2 separate regions of the Homo sapiens genome follow, and region 2 is linked to region 1. A link is an interaction called in ENCODE POLR2A ChIA-PET data of the cell type or tissue named here. Cell type or tissue: GM12878. All regions are shown on one strand.

Region 1 (2,500 bases):
TCTAGTCCCTTTGGCTGGGAAAATATCTTTTTTTCTTTCTTTTTTTTTTTTTTTTTTTTTTTTGAGATGGAGTCTTGCTTTTGTCTCCTAGGCTGGAGTGCAGTGGCTTGATCTTGGCTCACTGCAACCTCTACCTCCCAGGTTTAAGTGATTTTTCTGCCTCAGCCTCCGGAGTAGCTGGGATTACAGGCACCTGCCACCACGCCTGGCTAATTTTTGTATTTTTAGTAGAGACAGGGTTTCTCCATGTTGGCCAGGCTGGTCTCGAACTCTTGACCTCAGGTGGTCCACCCACTTCAGCCTCCCAAAGGGCAGGGATTACAGGCGTGAGCCACTGCTCCTGGCCTCTTTTTTTTTTTTAAAGGAAGGCAAGGTATCAGAGAAATGCCTCATCCCATCTCCTTGTCTGCCAGGACCCAAGACTCCCAGACCTCACCTTGGGCTCCTCATCAAACGGGCTGTACCCTCCCCCTACGCTCACCCACACGGATTGAGGCAAGGGCTGCACTTGGGAGCAAATTGCAAGGTGGGCTGGGGATCAGTGGGCAGTGCTTGCTGGGCAGGTGAGGCAGCGGACCGGAGCCAAGTGAGGCAGACGGTGTTGATTTCATTCCCACACTGCACCCAAGGGAGCTCATCTGCCCACGCTCTCACCAAGAGTGAGATCCATGTAAGATGGAGTTCAAATCTAGATCTCCCGATTCTACCACTGCAACCCAGGGCTCTTTCAGCCACACCGCAAATCACCTGTCCAAGTGCTGGACACATGCACTCTCTGCTTTTGGCAATTGCTGGAAGGAAAGCATTCGAGAACAAACTGCCACATTTGTATTTTCACAGGCCACATCCAATAGGCCAGGAGGGAGGATGCAAACCACTAATTCATCATTTTATTTTATTTATTATTTATTTATTTATTTATTTTGAGACTTCAGAGAAGTCAGCACACAGCAGGCCATGGAAGCAAGTGGAGGACTGGGTTCCTCTCCCTGGGGGAAGAGGGGGAAGATGGCAGCCGTGGTCCCTGGCACCTGCAGAGCCATCCAGCCCTCTTCCCATCCATTCCACGGTTGGCAAACACGGAGTGTGCAGCCCTGCCCATGTGGCCCTCGGCCTGAGGATGCTGCTCCTCCTAGGGCTTAGGTAGCCACTCCTCATTGCTCAGATTTGGCAAACTGAATAAAACCAGCCCCCCACTTCTGGCCTAGCTAAAATCTGCAGTGTCTTTTAGGACGAACCTGATCCCTTATATTAATTTCCCTTATTCTCTTTATTGGCTCAACTAATCTTCTAGGTCTTCTACCCCACTCATTCACACCAACTACTCAACTGTCAATAAACTTAAACTTAAAAAAGACTACTCGAACCAGACTTTTTCTGTAGCTCCCGCAGGGTGCAAGCCTCTCTCAATCCTCCAATCAGCTCCAGTCCTTTGGGCCCCTCACTGGGCTCTGATGAGCCAGGGCTTTGTCATGTATCTCAGTGTTTCATTTACCTTCCATTTGCTGTATGCCCCCGAAACCATCGTGTAATAAACCTTTGTCCCCTACACTGGCAGGCCCTGTCAGGCACCGTGCTGGTCTCTAGCATCCAAAGATCAATACACAAATGTCCACACTCTCTCGGGAGAGAAAAACAAAGCCCATGGAAATCAGGTAAGCACTCAAGGAGAGATTGTCAAAAATGTGATCAGCTATAGGGAGGGAGCAATGGCTCTGCCTGGGGAGGAGGTCGGAGGGCTTCTGGGAGGAGGTGCCATTTGCATTGACTTTGAAGGTTGAATAACTGCTTGCCCAGATGGTGGGACCAGCCCAGTCACACCTGGAGGCAGAGGAGAGCCTGGATGTCTGGGGGTGTGGGAGGATGCTGGCTTGGCTAGAGGGGAGGGAGACAAAGAGGGGTGGGTGGCCAGGTTAGAGCGGGAAGAGTCTTGGAGTTCATGCTAAGACATTTAGACTTTGTCCTGGATGCAGCAGTCAGGAAGTGATAAGGTGAGACTTGTGCTTTAGGGTCATCCCTCTGCAAGCTGAGCTGGGGAGGAGGGACAGTGACAGACTGGGGAAGGGTCTGAGATAGAGGCAGAGCCAATGCAATCTGAAATAGCTGGTCACTTTCCCACCTGGCTCCTGCACTTAGGGGACCTCTACCCTTAGTCCCTCTACCCAGAACTTCCTCCCCAGTTCTAGGCTCCCCAAAACCCCCATGCAGCCTTTCTGGATCTGGGTGGGAGCCTCCTTCTGTTGAACTCCTGAATCCCTTCGCTGGGCCCATCTCTAATGGCTGAGGCCACATTCTCTCACAGTACAGTTACTGGGGACTCTGTCTCCCGCATTAGACACCGAAGGCAGGATTTTCCTTCTTTTTTTATCTTCCTGGCAGTGCCAGATGCATCGCTTTCCATGGGGTTGGATGAGTAAGCAGGTGAGCTCATGGAGGGGCTGGAGAGGCCGAGCCCAGGCCCTTCTCCTCCCTGGCTGTCTTGCCCTGGATGCCCTGTGTG
Region 2 (2,500 bases), 61 kb after region 1:
TGGACCCTGGCCGTCCACTGGCTCCCCACTCACCAGGCCTGACCTTGGGCACCAGAACGGAGAAGGAAATGTGCGTGGACAAACCTCCGGGTTACCAGAATGTGCACTTTATGAGGACACGGAGGAAACCCCCACCCACCTCTTCCTGGGCCCCTCCTGGAGTTTCAAGAAACATCTGGGAGGAAACGAGACAGGCTGTAGTTCCCACAGAGCTGCTGGGAGCAGGCCAGGGAAACGAGATCTTGATCTGTTTGGGAATCCTGTTTTTGTGCCTGGTTGGGGGCTAGGAGAGGAGATCACTTGCACAGGGCCCACCCCCACCCCCAGGTGGGACCAGCACAGGGCAGATACCTGTTCTGAACTATGGGCATCTGCTGTTGAGTTCACTGAGCACAAAAGTAATGACATGCAAACTCAAAACCATGGCATGCATAACCCCTCAAAGGTTCTTCTTCACTCAGGACTCTTCAGCATTAAAATGCATGGCCAGCTGCACCTGCGTTTCCTCTCCCCACACCCACCTGGACGGCTATTCCCTTGCGCTTGGTGGCTCCTGAATATGCCTGCTTGCCTGGGGCTCCAGGCCTTTGCACACGCTGTTCCTGCTGTCTGGCACTCTCTCCCTGCACTTCTCCACCTGCTCGTCAAATTCCTCTGGCTGCCCTCCCTAAGATAGGGGTGGCACTTCCTTTCCACTCCCTGCTATTGCAGCACCCACGACTCTGCATCCTCCTGTGGGCATCTGGCACATGGCAGGTGTTCAGTAAGCATATCATTCATTCATTCATTCTGTCCTGCATATTGGTTCACTAGAAGAATGGATCAAAAAGCCAGGCGCAGTGGCTCACGCCTGTAATCCCAGCACTTTGGGAGGCCGAGGCAGGCAGATCACGAGGTCAGGAGATCGAGACCATCCTGGCTAACACGGTGAAACCCCATCTCTACTAAAAATACAAAAAAATTAGCTGGGCGAGGTGGCGGGCGCCTGTAGTCGCAGCTACTCGGGAGGCTGAGGCAGGAGAATGGTGTGAACCCAGAAAGCGGAGCTTTCAGTGAGCCGAGATGGCGCCACTGCACTCCAGCCTGGGCAACAGAGCCAGACTCTGTCTAAAAAAAAAAAAAAGAATGGATCCAACAAACAAATTACTGAATAAAATGTTTGTTGAAAGAATCAAGCACTTACAATATTGCCTGCTATGAGTGGAGACGTTATCTTAGACACATCCTTAGTCTTCAGGGAGCTTGTGATTTTGACACACAATAACAGAAGGCTTGTGGGAAGTGTGACTAATATCTTACAGTCCATGTCAAATGTGAAATCAATGGTAAACACAATACATATTGTGGGGTGAGTTGGTGTGGGTGGGAAACGATCCTTGGAGGCTGGTGTGACCATGGGAGGCTTCCTGGTGGAAGTGTCTTTGACTCAGGTATTGAGTGACTACACAACCCAGTTTATCTCCATTGTCCAAATGAAATACAGTTGATTCTCATCATTCACAGTATGATATTCTATGAAGTTGTGGTCAACCCTGACTTGTGAATACTGAATCATTGTTTTTGTGGAAATACAGTATTAGGTTCCTGCAAACCTCTGGTTACAAATTTTTTCCAACCAACCAATACATACCCTTGACTCTTGTTTCATGTGTGTTTCTGTCTAAGGAGACTTTATTGAATATGCATTGATGACTCACTAACACTGAACTCATGGCCAACAGCGCTGTAACTCATCCCTGAACGAAGCTTACTGAACACATGTATTTTCTCCGCAAGGAACGTCAGAGCCTTTCTGCACTTCCGGACTCTGACTGGGGGCTGTTTTAAACGGCAAGATCACCGAGAGAAAGCACACAAATGCAAAAAAAAAAAAAAAAGTGGCACTAAGTAAGCTGTGGAAAGGACACTTATTTATAGTTTGAGAGCTGAAGCAGAAGGCCGAGGCCCATTGCCTCGTTTCACCTCCGCTGGGAACGTGCGCGTCTGGCTGCTCAGACTTTATGCCGCTTTGCGCACCTCCGTGAAAGACGAGCACTGATTGTGGAGACACAAATACATTTCAGAGAGTGGGTGAATTCCCGGATTCTGTCTTTGTAAACTGGTCTACTCTCTAAAATGGATTTGTAGCTACAAATGTCATGTTACTGCCATGGTTTTTGCATTTTTGTAGTTTCTCCTGGGCATCTTGCTATCTAAAACGGCCCTCAGGTATAGTGCTGAAGTGCAGAAAGGCTGCAATATTCCCTGCAGAGAAAATACACTTATCAGGGAATGGAATGGAATGAGCAGTCACTCTCAGCAGTGAGAGTCACCAGTTTTAGAGGACCTGTGCCTCTGCATTGCGACCTGGAGACCACACAACTGCTGTCGGGAAGGATGGCTCTTCCAAGCCTGGCCTTCCCAAGATGCCCACAGGTCCACCCGCTCCTCTCATCTGCCCATTGGGCAGTTATGCCCCAGATGACATGGGGATCCCCACAGCCCATGCCCCCCTGCAGCA

Evidence for each region. Peaks named below come from ENCODE experiments on the same cell type or tissue, not always from the same donor. Only the 100,000 strongest peaks of a DNase experiment are listed, where the experiment ranks them.
Region 2: POLR2A ChIA-PET joins it to region 1 with 8 read pairs; 3 of 35 experiments call an interaction of 5 or more read pairs at or near these places.

The regions. Positions count from the first base shown.
Region 1 is chr14:95,198,004-95,200,503 of GRCh38, forward strand. All of the region lies in intron 9 of CLMN (calmin), which reads right to left. Among named protein-coding and RNA genes, the nearest start is that of DICER1-AS1, 42 kb to the left of the region's middle. RefSeq lists an enhancer at 855-1,783. In GM12878, no CTCF peak of the experiment used is centred here; no DNase peak of the experiment used is centred here.
Region 2 is chr14:95,259,332-95,261,831 of GRCh38, forward strand. All of the region lies in intron 1 of CLMN (calmin), which reads right to left. Among named protein-coding and RNA genes, the nearest start is that of CLMN, 59 kb to the right of the region's middle. RefSeq lists enhancers at 1-87, 69-138, 88-758, 1,960-2,500. In GM12878, no CTCF peak of the experiment used is centred here; a DNase peak (open chromatin) is centred at 1,318; H3K27ac peaks cover 294 bases.